2 separate regions of the Mus musculus genome follow, and region 2 is linked to region 1. The links are chromatin loops, found by intact Hi-C in ENCODE. Cell type or tissue: left cerebral cortex. All regions are shown on one strand.

Region 1 (8,000 bases):
AGTGTTCCCATTCTCTCCCTTCTCCTTATCAGAAGGTGCCACTAGGCTTCGGGACACCTATGGCTACCCCATTTGTGTATCAGCTTATTGTGTATTGTCTCCCGCGGACTTCTATAGCTACCCCACTTATGTATCAGCTTATTGTGTGTTGTCTCCCGAGGCTGTGAGTTCAGAGACAGTGTGGAGCTTATCACCTCTTGTCACCTTTATCTCTCAGGTGCCGGCATTGTGCCAGGCATGCAGAAGACACTTTGGAAGTACTGGGTAGACGGTCAGAAAGAGATGGACAGACAGATAAGCATTGGTATTCTTTTTTTAGTGCTAAACAAGTGTTGGGTCCCAGAGTTCTAGCATTTGTTTTGTACAAGGTCTTGCTATACATACAATTCAGGAGAACCTATGTGCATAGACTGGACTGGAACTCATGAAATTTTGCCTCTACTTTGCAAGTTCTATGATTAGAGGCACACAGTACCACATGCCCACCAGGATAGCCTCATTTTCCACAGTAAATTTGAGGAATATTGGTATCTAAAACCAAGCACCCTCAATGTAAACCGTTTCTTTTTACCAGCCAATCTGCTGCTAGTTTCTTTCTCTGCACAACGGCCAACATTGGCTAAAGCAAACAAGACCTTACTGTAGGTGCCACTGACCCAGAAAACTTAAAAGCTATGCAGTAGAGGTCATGCTGGTTCAGGTGCAGGGTGCTCCGTCACTTTAGGGGGAAACATGGGATGGCGTCAAGGGAGGCAGGTGATATGAGGCTCTGAAGATGGAGAAGATGGATGAAGAGAGGGGTCTGGAGGTGAGCTTCCAGCTTGTGACAGGAGCGAAGCGAGCTGTGAACATGGAGAGGGAAGCAGGCAGTGAGCCTTGGCTTGACCACTCCTAAGCTGTGTGGTGGGATATGTGCACTAGGAAAAAACAAAGCCAAGATGGAGGGACCTCACCTTTTCAGAGGAGCTGTGAGGGCTGAGGCTCTGAACAGTAGGGTGAAGTGCAATGAGAACTTTAAAAGGACCCAGGATGTGGTCTAAAGTGTGTGGATGGAGAACTGGACCTGGGAACTCGGTTTAGTCTGCATTTATGGAACCCATCATGTCTAGAAACAGAATTGCTTGCAAAGGTGTTGAGTTTCTTTTATTCTTCTCAACGGTTATGAAGTTTTGCTTCATAGACGGGATTGCAGGCTCCAAGAGTGGGGCAGGATAAAGACTGGGCTTTCTCCAGGTTGTCTACTTCTGTGAACGCTGAACTAGGGAAACAATCCATAAGATTTAAACTATTTTTTTAAAGTCGCCCTTCTTGGTGGGGGAGAGGGGAGAGCGGTGTGCAGAACTTCATATAGCACCCCAAACGCCCCTCCCAACTGAGACCAACGGGTGTGTGTGTGTGTCCGCGCGCGCGCGATGCGGGCCAGAAACGTGCATCCTCGCACAGATGATCGCACAGCCTCAGAAGCAAACACCCAGGCCGCCACCCTGTCGCCTGCTAAGAGGATCTGGCCGCCAACACTAGGGGGAAGGGAGGACAAAAACAAAACAAAACAACAGCAAAAATCCCAACATAATGAATGTCTCGGGGGATAGCTACTCCTCCCTCAAGCTAACCCAGAAAACAAGCGCTCTACTTCCCCGGAAATGACATGCATAGGGGCATGCATTTCGTCCCAAAGCTGAGAAGCCTTGCAGGATTAGCTTTAGAGGCTCCTAGAACCCAAAAAGCAGCATCCCTTGAGTCTCTCAGGCTCTGCTCCCAGAGCTGGTGGCCACCATCCAAAGGAGCGGCGCCCCAGGCGACTGTTCCTGTAGGACCCGCCAACTACGCCCGCCTCCAGCCGCGGGGCACCGGCAGCAGTGCAGAGAACGGGACGCGGGCGGTGGCTTCCGGGGCCCGCCGGCGCCCGGACTCCGATTACAGGTTCACACCAGGAGCCCGGCAGGCGCGCCCTCGTGCAGCCCGGCTCCCCCGCCTGGCTATTCTTCTCCATTCATGCAGCCGCCCAGAGCAGCCGCCCAGAGCAGCCGCCGCCGCCGCCGCCACCGTCGCCGCCGCCGTCGCCGTCCGTCCGGATTGGCTGGCGGCCGGGGCGCCGGCACTTTCCCACGGCCCGCGGCGCGTGCGGCTCACCGGCGGCGCTGCAGGCGCGGCCCTGGCACACGGCCAGGCCAATCCGGGCGCGCGGGGTGGGGCTGGGCGGGGCGGTGGCTATCGCCGGGCTGGTGTCCCGGGCCGGCCCCCCATTTCTGCCCGCCGCCGGCCCACCGCCGCCCGCGGCCCCCAGCCGAACTCCTGCGGAGCCGACGCACTGCCGCCGGGCAGGGGCGGGCTCCGGGGGCGGGGAGCAGCCAGCCTCGGCCTCCGCTCGTCCCGCCCCCATGCGGCTGCCAATCTGCGCAGCGAGGCGCCAATTGGCCGGGGCACGCGGTTACCCGGGAGCCGTGGCCCCGCCCCTGCCCCAACCTCTCCGCCTTCCCCGCCCTCCCCCTATCCATGGGAAGGGGCGCAGCGTGGGAAAGGGATGGTTGAGTTTTAACCGGAGACTGAGCGTGAGTGGGATCAGTGTGCACGCACCTCCCGCAGCCGAGCGCTGAGCGGCCACTGCAGTTAACTCCTCCTTGCCCGCCGCGCGACCCTCCTCGGAGCCCACGCTCCGCCACCATGAAGAGAGCTCACCCAGACTACAGCTCCTCAGATAGTGAGCTGGACGAGACCATCGAGGTGGAAAAGGAGAGCGCGGACGAGAATGGGTGAGTTGGCGGCGTCCGACCGATCCGGAGCGGGAGGAGAGGATGGGGTGCGCTGATGCTGGGTTCCCTTTGCCGGGAGTCGTGGGCCGGCAGCTGCTGGCTGGGAGCAATCGTCCCCGAGCCCTCCAGCTCAAGTTGCCAAAGAAATCTGGTGTAGGAGGGCTCTCCTTTCCTTTCTCAAGGCAATTGCTTCCCATCTTACAGAAACTTGAGTTCGGCGCTGTGTTCCATGTCCCCAACGACATCGTCCCAGGTTTTGGCCAGGAAAAGACGGAGAGGCGTGAGTACCCCCCCCCCCAATAATTTAAATATATATGCACATTGTTATATTAATTAATTAACTAACGGAAAGAACCACATTTCTTCTCGTTGGAATGTACAGTCATAACGTAAATGCCCTCCTTTGTTTTTGTCTGCTTCCCATAGATCATCGAGAAGCGCCGACGAGACCGAATCAATAACAGTTTGTCTGAGCTGAGAAGGCTGGTACCCAGTGCCTTTGAGAAGCAGGTAATGGAAGTATGAGAGCGCTGAGTGTAGCCATCGGCACCTTCTGATTCCCTCCCCTCCGTGCTTCTAACCTCATTTGTGCCAAGTCGTTGGATGTTCTTACACAAATTCCCACAGATTTTGTGGATATACGTGACTTTTGCTTTTTTTTTTACGTTTGTATTTTACATGTATGTATATTTGTGTGCATATTTTAAGTTCTCCAAAGGCACTTGTGTCAGATAAGCCTTTTGTCTTCTTTTTAGGGATCTGCTAAGCTAGAAAAAGCTGAGATCTTGCAGATGACTGTGGATCACCTGAAAATGCTGCACACTGCAGGAGGGAAAGGTATTCCTCTCCAGTTCAGCTGGGGCTTTGCGTGCTCGGCGTGGGGGGTGGGGGTGGTAGCAAGCGCAGTCTGGGATTGGTGCAGTCCCTGCCTGCTTTGCTTTGTGGGGTGGGGAGAGCAGTATGTGCTTGCCAGCCAAGTGCACCTTCAACAGCACATGGGTTCTTGAGCAGTGAATACATCACCCCAATCCTCTTTCAACTGAGCTAATGCACCTTTCAGCAAGCGCCTGTCTCCCGGAGCTCCTCCGGTTGTGACAGCCCTGATTTAGGTCAAGTCACTCATGTTTGTCTGTTGCTATTTAAGAAAGGATTGGGAAATGGCTTATTAAAAAGAACAACTAGATAGTCGGAATTTTATATACAGATTTAGAAAACGAACTGCCAAAAGAATTTGGAGGAAAGAGACATGTTGGGGCTAAATAGAGAGGAAAAAAAAATCTAACGGGGTGAGAGACTGAAGCCCGTGTCTGTCTCCAGCCACCAGATTCTTCACCAAGGACCAAGTGCCTAAAAGCTCCACGATGATAACTTACATCTGTGTGTCTAATGAATTTCACTGCTCTGTGGTTTCTCTGTCCTTGATGTATTTTTTGTTGTTGTTGAGGGAAAACATTAAAGGAGGGAACATAGTTTCATCTGCTGGTAGGGTATAATTCCAATTTCTGCTCAGCAGCTTCTAATTGGGCTTTGAACTTGCATTAGCAAACATATACTGTTGATTAATGCAAAGATTTTGGTCAGCTTCAAAATATTTGAGCTTCCAGGACCCATGATCTGTGCTGTAATCCTGTATGGAGTTGCCAGGAAGAACTTTGGAGTGGAAGAAATTCAGGAAATGAGCAGAGCCTTGAAGGTTTTCCTTTGTTTTTGTGCACAGGTTATTTTGACGCGCACGCCCTGGCTATGGACTATCGGAGTTTGGGGTTTCGGGAATGCCTGGCCGAAGTTGCCCGTTATCTGAGCATCATTGAAGGACTCGATGCCTCCGACCCGCTTCGCGTTCGCCTGGTCTCCCATCTCAACAACTACGCATCCCAGCGGGAAGCCGCGAGCGGCGCTCACGGTGGCCTCGGACACATTCCCTGGGGAAGTGCCTTCGGACATCACCCACACATCGCACACCCTCTGCTGCTGCCCCAGAATGGCCACGGGAACGCTGGCACCGCGGCGTCACCCACGGAGCCGCATCACCAGGGCAGGCTGGCTTCTGCCCATCCGGAGGCGCCGGCCTTGCGAGCGCCCCCTAGTGGCGGCTTGGGACCGGTGCTTCCCGTGGTGACCTCGGCCTCCAAACTGTCTCCACCGCTGCTCTCCTCTGTGGCCTCGCTCTCAGCCTTCCCCTTTTCCTTCAGCTCCTTCCACCTACTGAGCCCTTCGACACCCACGCAGGCAGCAAACCTTGGCAAGCCCTATAGACCTTGGGGGACAGAGATCGGAGCTTTCTAAAGAACTGATGCTGTAGAACAAGGGAGGGGAAAGCTTAAAATCCCAGGTGTGTTGGGACGGTTGTCAACACCACCCTAAAGTCGCCAGTAAGTCAGGAAAAAGGTACATTTTCAGATAATTTTTTTCTAAAGACTAAAAGTTTGTTGGTTTACTTTTCTCTTTAATTTTTTATCATGTCATGCATTAGCAGTTTTAAAAAATTAGTTGTTAATTTTTGTTTAAAAGATTCAATTGAGGTAGTGATTACGAACCAACACTTTGATCCGTTGTTTGTTCTGTGCCTCATTTATTTTGTAAACCTGTCTGTCTGAGAATGATTCCGTTTGCCTCAGCGTGGGGAATCTTAACATTAGTGTTTGGGGTCTGTTTCCTGGTGTGTATAAGTTGTAATCTTTTGAGGATTAATTTCGCACGCCACTATGCTCAATGTTAACACGATTTTGTTACTACTTTGATGGACCGAGGTGTTGTATAAGTGGTATTCTTTGGGGAGGGAGGGTCAGCAAAGCATTATATTTGCAAACAAAGCGTTGACAAATCAGATGCGCAGCTTTACTGGAGAGCACTGGCTCTCTCTCTGCCTCTCAGAGCAGTGAGGTGAAGGGAGAAAGGTGTCTGTGCCCTGAATCCAGATGACCAGCTACTGTGGCCTGCTTGGCTTTTCTCTTCTGATATTTCAGGTTTAGAAACAGCTGCTGGTAGTCTAGGTCCCCATTTGGAGCGTTGGCAGCAAGCAAGACAGTTATGTAGACCTTGCCTGCACTTGGCAGCCCTAAGCACTCTCAGTCTCACGGATTTCACCGTTCACCAGTGTCGACCTGCGTAAGCGATCGGAGTCTGAAAGTAGCTTGGTGCCTGTGAAACACAACCCGATTTTCCTAGAACTCCCATATTTTCTTTTAAGTGGAAATTTTTATGTTGTGTTTTCCTTTTGGTGCATGAAAATGTGGTTCTTGCAGTACTTAAAAGGGCTTCTCTGCCTTCTCATTCATTTTTAAAATTTTGATTTGGGCTCTAAAAGTATTGTTTTACAGGCTTACCCCTTTAGAAGGTATAATTTGAACAGCTCCTCTGAACTAGGTTTGACCTCTGTTGTATTGATGTGTTGTGACTAAATAAAAAGCAAAGAACAATATATGTACTGTGTCTGTCTTCCTGAGCCTGTGCTGGTTGGGAAATCTCCGGCTTCTTGGTTTTCGTTCTGCCCGATGCTTGGTTTTCGTCCTTTTCCCAGTTACATTATTCTTGGCATTCTAGGCCGTGCACATGTGTACATCTAGCAGAGTGACTTTGTTAGGCTGCAGAGCTCCGCTTGGCCTCCTGGGAGGGAATGGTAGCTTGTCTGATAGTCAATCAGGTGATCTGCCTCTCAACTGTCTCTGGGATCAGAGTTTGAATTCAGGCAGTTATTGGAAAGAACTTGAAAAAAATCACTTTAAGCTGTGGTTGATCATTTTATTAGTGCTGAACACACAGTGTGCACGGTTCTTAACTGACAAAAGAGACACTTCATGTTTCTATTTGCATTTGTTTTTATGGGAAAACAGGACTACAATGGCATTGTAGCTGAACCTGCAGAGAAGGCTTGGTGTGGCATCATGATGAGCAGTTGGCAGGCTGTAATTCTGCACCTGCACACTTCCAAGGAGTCGTCTCTTGTCTAATTTCTAAGGAATGCATTTAACCCTTGGGCCACACTGTGCTTCTGAGCTGTGTGTTAGGAAGCAGACATATGCTTTAAGTTAGAACAAAATGCTACCATGACAGAAGCAGTAATTGGCCACAGAAGAATGCCTTCCAGTGCCTTGAAGATCCTGCCAATGAAGGGGTACCGCCTCTCTACTCAAGCAGTTTGCCTTGATCCCACAAGTGGCAAAGAGGAGAGAAGGCAAAACCCACTCTGGTAGGCGACAATAGTGTTCCTTTACTTTGGGCAACAACTGTGGTCGACCTCCCTGATGAGAAAGCAAAGACAACAGAAAGAAAAGCTTAGACTTTGCAGTTGGGCAATAGCCCTTGGGTCTCTGGGAAGGATTTGGGCTTTCAATGTGAGGATGCCATTCAAGCTTTTGCTTTGTGGCCTCAACCATTGGTCTCTCTTGAGGTCTTCGGCTCTGTCCTCAGCCTTGCCTGTGCCTGTGCAGACATGCTCCGTCTGTCACAGGGCTGTGACAGGAAGTGTTTGGACCATCCTGCCAAGCATGCTTCAATTTAGCAAACGTGGCTTTCAGTGGTGCTGCAGCGTAGTACTGTGCATGCTTTCACTCCCTCAACCTCCTGATGCCTAGGCTTGGATGGCTGCCGATGTGCTTTGCAGAAGGAGCCATGGACGTATGAGATATCTAATGTGTCATCCTTGTCACAAGGCTGATGGCTATGTCATAACCTGGGAGGGAGTACTTGTGGGAGAGCAAGGTGAACCATCTTCTTCTTCCTTTCTCTGTCTCCCTACCCTTCTCCACCCACAGGCTCACCTCAAACTTCCTGGGTGGTTCAGATGGAGTGGGAGGATGCAATTGCTATGTCCAAGAGCCAGCAGAACTGTTAGATGACAATTCCCGTTTTGAATTTACACATTAAAAGTGAACACCAGGGCCATCAATTAATGACTCAAGTCTATGTTTATATCATGTGTGATTTTTATTCATCTATCTGCATAAACAAAAATATCTAGATTGTGGGACTACTAAGGGGGTAGGGAAAGAGGGGGAGGGGGAGATAGCCCGCATCCGGCCAGAGTTCCTTCTGTGCTCTGGGCAGGCGAACATGGGAGGGCTGCCAGACGCTTTCCACTTGGCCCCAGGTGGGCATCTGGCTGTGTCAAGTCACTGGACCCCACTTAACGGGGGTGGGGAGTGGGGGGTGTGGTGGACAAGGGGCAGCCCCCATACCAGGGGCCCCGGGGCGACACCCTCAGCCTTGGGGATATGGAGGAGAGAGCAGAGGGAGAGAGGTTCCCAC
Region 2 (8,000 bases), 150 kb after region 1:
CTCCCTGATACCAGAGGTGGTGTATCCTGGTCTCAATTTTCTAAGTCAACATATCTTATCAATTAGCCCCCCCACCCCATCTCCCATGGAAGTTCGGTTTCTGTTACTAAGGAATTCAGCTGGAAAACAACTAGGTTAACTGTGAGCAATTTTATTTGATAGAAATGAAACTTTGTTACTGATGTCAATATAGAAAAATATTTTTAAAAACAAGGTAATTACTAATCAAAATTTAGTGTAGACTTCAGAATATTTGTTGTAAAATGTATTTTGGAGAAAAGATTTAAAGAGATTGCACCCAATTATGTTCATTTTGATAGAAGGACATTCGGTGGCTCACAGTGTCAACCATTTGTTGTTCCTTAGTTCTTGGACAACAGAGAAAATAGCACAGACTTTAAGACCCCAAGTATAATGGTTGCAGAAGGACGATTGTTAAGTGGGAACTTCTGAAGGCTCTGCAAATGACCCAGCAAAGAGGGAAACTCAGACAGTCTATCACTGAAACAAATCAGCCCTATTACTCACCTGCTTTATATCAAAGACAGATTTTGGAACTTATAATTTCCCCAAGGTAAACAAAATTGTAAATAAAAAACTTTGCTAAGGATTTTGCTCTGTTTTACAGCATCCATGTGCCTTCTCTCAGGCACAAATCTCAGACATGCGTAGTCCGGGTGACCAGTGCCAGGAGTGCCGAGATGCATCAATTAATAACAAATGTACACAAAATGTTATCTTTAATCATGACTAATGAAAATGGGTTATTATAAACACTGGCTTTACTGCTGCAAATGTCTCCTTGACAAATGACAGGGCCAGATTCTTTTATTAAAGATAATTAAAAAATTCTCACAAGGGAGTCAGAGCTTTCCCACAGCTCTCTCCTGCGCGTTTGCTTTTGAACTAGTAAGATAGACTTGAAATAATATATAGTCTTATTAAATGTAGATGCCTAGGCTGTATTTCTTTTAGATTTAAGTTTCTTTCATAAACTAAAGATTAAAATTAAATACCTGGGGTGGATGCAAGGATTAAAAGATGCAGTTTGTCTGCATCTAAGAACAATGATTCTTAAAGCAACACTGCAGTAAAATTGTTATTACAGAACTAACATATTCTTGTTCATGTGTTCAGTTTACATTTCTATTATCTCTAATTTTTATTTCTAAAACTTCCAGGATTAACCATTCACACACAACCTCTGCCATGCTGTCTTAGCATTGCTTTCTTAAAAATAAAACAACAGCAACAACAGTAACAGAAACAACAACAACAACAAAAACAACAACCACCAAACAAAACAAGAGATTAGCAACTATAACAATGTAAAATAGACGTTCTCAACCTATGTGTAACCATTCCCTTTAGGGGGTGGCTGCATATCGGACATCTTGCATAGCAGATATTTACATTATGATTAGTAATAGTAGCAAAATTACAGTTATAAAGTAGCAACAAAATAATTTTATGATTAGGGGTTACCACAATGTACAGTTACCACAACTGTATTAAAAGGTGGTAGCATTAGGAAGGTTGAGAACTACCAATCTAAGGGTTTCCAGCTTCCAGAGACCTGGAAAGTCCTGGAATAACCCACTGAAAACAACAAACAAAAGATAACCTTACTGCAGTTCTGGGCTGTCCCTGTAGTCTACCAACCGCCTGGGCCAATTGTTATTTGGGATCCTGGTTTTAACGCTGTCTTTGAGACATTGTGTGTTTAGTATCATTGCTGCAGGACAGAGTTTCCAGAAGTGTATCATGTCTCTGCCCTGCCACTCACTGCACAGGGAGACGGATACATGATCTTTTTAATGATATTCCTTGATGACCTATTTATTCCCCTTCTAGACCAACATCCTTAGAGGAGTAATGATGAATAATGGAGGTTCTTTATTGACTTAAGAAAGTAGCAAAATTATTTACTTATTTGGCTTAAATTAGAGTCTCACAGTATAGCCCCGGTTGACCTTGAACCTAAAACCCTCCTACCTTTAGGTCTTGAGTGATGGGATTTGCAGGCATGAGCCACCACCATACCAAACCTAATCTGTTTTCCAAAATAGGGTCATACCTAGTGAATTCCTTATAACCCAGTGAATGCTTAATATTTTTTCATGCAACATCTAGGATTAAATGCTCTGTTGGAATAATTTGGTAAGTACTATCTATGCACATACACTAACTTCAGTATGATTTTAACCTGTTTTCCTTTCTTCCCCATATGGAGTTAAGTGTCTAGTAATTTGTGCATTATCCTGCATCTAAAAGGTTCTGGTTTTAACTTCTGTTCTGTGTATCATTTGTAAGTGACAGTAATATCATATTATATATTATCCCTTCTTTTTTATTTAACAATTTTTTCTGGATATTTTCTTCATTTACATTTCAAATGCTATCCTGAAAGTCCCCTATTTTTCTTAACTGAGTCACAGACCCACCCACCCACACACATATTCACAGAGCCAGGCTTATTTCTCCCACCATTTTCCTCAAAGGCCTTCTGTTGAGTCCTGTAATATAAATATATTTTAAACAATCTAATTAAGAGAGAGTGATGGCACAGAATACATATCCTCAGAGGAATCAAATCCCTATGCATATGAGTTTGGAAGTGAAATATTCTGTAATCCATTGCCACAGATTTAAAAGTCAGGACAGTGGAACTTCCTCTGAGGGGCACATGCTCATCATCAGTGGAACTTCCTCTGAGGGGCACATGCTCATCAGGACAGTGGACTTCCTCTGAGGGGCACATGCTCATCATCGCTCTATTTTAACAGTGGTAACTTGATGGCTGGAATTGGCATCAGGGTGCAGGTTGTCAGAGTTGAAGGCGCCTCTTCCCTCAGTCATACCTCAGAGAATCTAAACTGCAATGAGAACTGAACTAGAGTTTGAGAAACATATTTACATGATAGTATTAAACACCTTAAAGGTAAATTATAGTTTTGTAAAGTATATAAAAAATAATTTCCCTTCTATTGAACATTGAAACGATTTTCTTTGATAATCATTACAATTAATTTATACTCATATATTTCTTTTTCTTTAAAATTGGTATCAGTTATTTACTATACTAGTAAAACTCCTGAAGGTTTTAAGGCCATTTTCTGTCATTTCCCAACAATTATCAAGTATAATTGTATATATTTATAAATATGTCATATATAAATCATAACTGTTGAACATGCACAACAATTGGATGGAAATCCCATTAGATTTGGTTTGAAAAGGTATCCTTAGGGAAGATGGAGAGCAGCTGCTGCCAGGCTGGCCACACCTCCTCAGGACCACGTTTTCCTGCCTGCTTCACTCACTTTTTGTTTTGTTTTTTGCAGTTTCCTTTAAGGGTGGAGCTTCTGACATTAGAGCTGTTCCTAGCATGGGGCATATTTAAATAAATGAATCAGTAAACAATGGTTTTAATTTATGTCTTTACTTACAAATTAAAACATCTGTTTCTAAATAATTTTGCTATTACTACTGACATTTTCTACCATTTATGTACCATACAACCCCAGAAGTAACATAAATGATATAATAATTATGCTGTAATGGAACTGGAAAAAAGATCATGAGGGACTAATTATCGGGGCTCTGCCAACTTGTAGATTGCAATCTCTCATCCCACTGTAGATATGTGCATGCCCTTCTCATTCACAAGAGCAAAGCATGGCATTATTCTATTAAATCAACAATCGAATGATTCCAATAAAAGAAAACTTTTTATTTTATTTTATTTATTTATTTTTAGCAGTTAGCGTTTGTAGCCTGGTTAAAATCAATCATAGAGACATTGATTGCCCTCTAGTGGTGTGAAAAGTTAGTGCAGACTCCATGGTCTCCCAATTGCAAGAACTAGGAGGCAAATAGCTTCGGTTCTGGAAGCATTTGGGTTTGAGTGTTTTCTGTGGATCAGACATTCATACAATGTTACAGATTACATCGTAACAACAGTGCGTGTTTTTCCACAAACACAAGCAAACAAACAAAAAACCTGGTGGGAAGCTGCTTCGGATTAACTATCCCTGTGGGGCTGACCACACCCAGGTCTGGGTTTGTGCAGCTAGCTGCCACATGCTTTGAGACCAATTTTATTTAGCCTTTCACAAACAACTAGCTACTGGAGTGACACGAACATACATTTTATCTCAGTTAAGGGAATAAAAGCATCCATGGACAGAATAACAGCAATTTCCCTAAAGATGTACTATATTTATCATTGAAAAGACAATATGGATTCATCTTCTATTTTATAGTTAGTCATCTGGGTTTTATGCAAAAATCTTGCTTGATAGATATAAAATCAACTCAGAACCAAGTAACTATTTTGATTCTAAGTTACAAAAGGAAACTATTTTATTATGTGAACCAGCATCCCGAGAGGGCATGTTCTGAGTCTACATAAAATGGAACTTCTTGCAGCATTTTTTTAAACTGACAGATATTTGATGAAAGGCATATCGTGCCAAATGACCTAATGTTTATTTTTCCAAATTACTATTTATCCATAAGCGATTAAAATTTTAAATAAAAAGTAATGGTAACATTTAAATGCCAGAAGTGAAATCCTATAGAAAAAAAAATGTCTAATGAAGAAGCAATGGCTCTCATAAAAAATAAACAACCCACAAATCTGTTTGTAAGTAAGTCAGTGCAAAACTGCTAGGAATTTTGATGAAACAGAGGTCTAGAATTTAATTTTTCAATCTACAACGAATCGAATCTTAACGGTCATTTAAAAACATGCTTTTCCTCATAGATTTTTAACATGTGCAGGCAAACACCACAGATTCAATGATAGACATCATTGTTCCAGAGCCTGACGATGTGCTTCACAGGGCAGAACCCTGCTTACTGCCACCCACTCTACGAGTATGACTTAGATATTTGTAATTGATTATCAAGCTCCGTTTATTTCTTTATTTCCCCCCTGAAATCCTGGTAAAATCTTCTATTTTTTATTTCTAATTGTTTATGCTTTAGTTTATACTGTGCCCCCATTTGAGAAGATAATGGGCGGTACAATATGTACTTAGAGCAAACATGCTGAATACATAGATTGTTTAATGAATCAGGAGAAAAAGCACTGTCCTTGCAGATTAATTGATTACCCTTTGCAATGGGATGCTTTAAAAAAAACAAAACCCAAAACGGCACCCTTTTCACTGCGGAGGTAATGTCTCTTCTCACTTTCACAAGTGCGGTCTAATTATGGCAGAAGGGACCTTGGCACCTGTCATCTGTGGGGTGGGAGTTTCATTGGTTGGTGGTCACCATTTTACGATCCGTTTTTCTGGGTAGAATTGAGACTGTATCAAAAAGCACTTGGAAGAGGAATTTTTGGGGGGAAACAATAAAAAATGCGTGCATAAACGTATGTATGTATGTATGTATGTATGTATGTATGTATGTATGTATGTATGTGTTGTATCCTCTTGTGGAGGGGCATAACATCTCAGTTATATATAATTTTTGCCCATTGAAACAAAAACAATTCTCTGTGGAGAATTTCCCAGCGATCATCTGGTGCATAGGCTGTCCTTAGCAAGTACCAGCGCACACATCCCACCCACAAGAACATACAACACAGCAACGGGAAGTCAAAATGCATCTGCTTTATAGAAACTGAAATGGACAGAAGCAGATAGAATTGTTTTGTGGTTGTGTATGGGAAGAGGATGGAGGTTGGCAAAGATGATCAGGAAGATTAGTGGCAAGGGGTTAATCGGTACCAAAAGGGACCAGCATACTTTTTGAACAAATGAGACTTAAGAGGAGATAAGTGAGTCTTGGACTAATAATCATGATGATTTCTAAGGAATCACAATTCTGGTCACAAGGAGTAACTAGCCAGTCGTCTGCAGCTGAAACCTCTCCGTGGGACAGACAGAGCAGGAAAATCTCCCCAAACCCCATCAGAACCCTTCTGGACAAGCGACTTGATAGCAAATTGTGGCAACCGAGAGTAGCTCAGGACACTGCGCAGAACCCTCTCCTGGGATACTCTGTGGGGGCGAGAGCCCAGTTCCGAGAGGAAGGCGAGAGCTGCAGGGCTGGCCCGGGTCCACGCGCGATCGCCACGTGCTTGCTCCCCAAGCTCACTGGCTTTGGTTGTAGCAACGAGGGGTGGGGTCGAGCCACGCCCCATTGGAGGACCCTCAGTGGGGTCTCTATCCCAGAACACAAGGCCATGGGCTTGGGCTTGGGAAAAAGGTCCTTGGATTCTGCATGGGCAAGGACACCTTCCCGAACCACAGGGAAGGGGGTCACCTCTGTGGTCCAGGGGCCCAGCAGGGCGCGGCTGCGTCTTTGTGCGGCCAGGCTTGGCTCGCCTTTCTGCACAGCCTCTATCCGCTGGGAGGGGCTTAGTCCTGCGACCCTGAGCCTGGGCAGATGTGTGCACACCCTGAGGGGTTTGGGGCTGTTCTGGAAGGCGGGGCTAGAAAGAGGGGTGCCCGGACTGCAGACTGTTCAGCAGCCCCACCCAAGTTCGTGGGAGCCAGCCTGGAGCCTGAGTCTTCAGGGCTCCGCAGACAGGGTGGGGCAGGGCAGGGTGGAGCCAGTCCATATCCTTTTTCCTGCTCTGCATCAGTAGCTCGATCTAGTGTGTGTGTGTGTGTGTGTGTGTGTGTGTGTGTGTGTGTGTGTGTGGTTCTAGCCGCTTCCCCAGTGCAGGCCCCTCCCAGGCTGTCTACCCTAGGGAAACAAGCACAGGACCTTTTCGGAACGATGGCACTGGATCTAGACTGGACTCTATTGCGGTTTTACAGATTTGGCTCCGTCTGACCCACAAAATTGAAATTGCACGAGGCTCATCTTAAAGACCTTGACCTCTTTTGCTTTATGTCACCCTTACACATCTTTATCTGTATTATTTTCTGTATACCCTTCTAGGTTCCCTAATTGCCCCCTCCCCTCCCCCCGAAATGACCCAAGGAGTTCAGAATAGCTCCCCCACCCCCTGCTTCTTTCCCTTTTTTGATTTTTTTTTTGCCACTATGTTTAAATATCCTATTTAATGTGGTTCTGAAAAATATGTTAACGAAGAACAATGAGGCCAGGGTGGAGCGGCTGAGGTTAGCGGTCAGGTCAGGCACGCAGGCTGCTAATGAGTGAGTGGGGCGTGGCGGGGCTCTGCCGTTCCCGCAGGGTTGGGTTTTTCAGTGTTGTGCTGAGCTCCCCATTAGGCCCCCATTCTACTGAGGGTGTGGAGCTGGGTCCGGGTGGGGACAGCTTGACTCTGCACAGGGTGGGGCTGTCCGCATAGTATGCCCAGCGCTGCAGGTGCCCCCCCCCACACTCCCACCATTGCTTCACACACAAAGAAACCCCACCCCGGCGCCTTGGGAAGCCAGGTCCCTTTACCCCTCCCTGCCGCGCACGCTCTCCCGCCCCTGCAGCTGCCCACCCGCGCCCTCCACGCCCTCCTCCTGTTTCCCCTCCCTCTTCCTAAAACAAAGGAGCTAAGGTCCTACCCCACCCCTCCGGCCGCCTTACCTCCCCGCACCGCGCCCCAAGACTAGTGGTTTTTCCAAGATAGACAATACCATTAAATGTGCCCACTCCCCTCCCCCGTTCCCACTCCTCTCTCAAACCTCCAGGATGGGACCGCTTTGACTTTGCATTTTCTCTTTTATTCCAACATCACTCCCTTCCTGTCCCTATTATCTTTTTAAACTACAGAATAAATATAGGACGTTCAAAACCACTTTCCGAAATGTCCCTTCACCTCACTAAAGGCAAATCGTTAAGGTAGCCCCCTCCCCTCTGATGGACACTTTAGTTTTAAATATGGAAGCAGAATAAAATTCCTACCCATTGGAGGAAAACTTACCTGCTTCTATCTTTTAAAAAGAAACCATTTACTTTAGTTTTTCAAAGACACCCTTCCCCCTTTGGTCTCTTAGAGCTCCCTCCAACCTTTCCCGGTTCCTGTCATGAATGTCTTTCCCTTTATAAAATATCTTTTAATGTCTTTAGAGATCCGAGAG

What was found. Peaks named below come from ENCODE experiments on the same cell type or tissue, not always from the same donor. Only the 100,000 strongest peaks of a DNase experiment are listed, where the experiment ranks them.
Region 2: it touches region 1 in a loop (9-fold over the local background); 4 of 42 quality-filtered maps call a loop at or near these places.

The regions. Positions count from the first base shown.
Region 1 is chr3:8,661,535-8,669,534 of GRCm38, reverse strand. Hey1 (hairy/enhancer-of-split related with YRPW motif 1) reads left to right here and starts at 2,497. Exons shown (of 5, transcript NM_010423.2): 1 at 2,497-2,753; 2 at 2,958-3,033; 3 at 3,180-3,263; 4 at 3,509-3,590; 5 at 4,471-6,176. The coding sequence starts at 2,665. The coding sequence ends at 5,039. It overlaps LOC115489673, which reads left to right. Exons shown (of 2, transcript XM_030252957.1): 1 at 1-2,311; 2 at 2,457-2,611. The coding sequence starts at 1,649. The coding sequence ends at 2,597. In left cerebral cortex, a CTCF peak has its summit at 4,834 (motif pointing left); DNase peaks (open chromatin) are centred at 5,691, 6,255, 6,725, 7,317 and 6 more places; H3K4me3 peaks cover 5,752 bases; H3K27ac peaks cover 4,894 bases.
Region 2 is chr3:8,509,688-8,517,687 of GRCm38, reverse strand. The region is part of intron 1 of Stmn2 (stathmin-like 2); the gene reads right to left. Among named protein-coding and RNA genes, the nearest start is that of Stmn2, 4.2 kb to the right of the region's middle. In left cerebral cortex, a CTCF peak has its summit at 3,816 (motif pointing left); DNase peaks (open chromatin) are centred at 6,534, 7,220, 7,320, 7,550 and 4 more places; H3K4me3 peaks cover 4,095 bases; H3K27ac peaks cover 3,871 bases.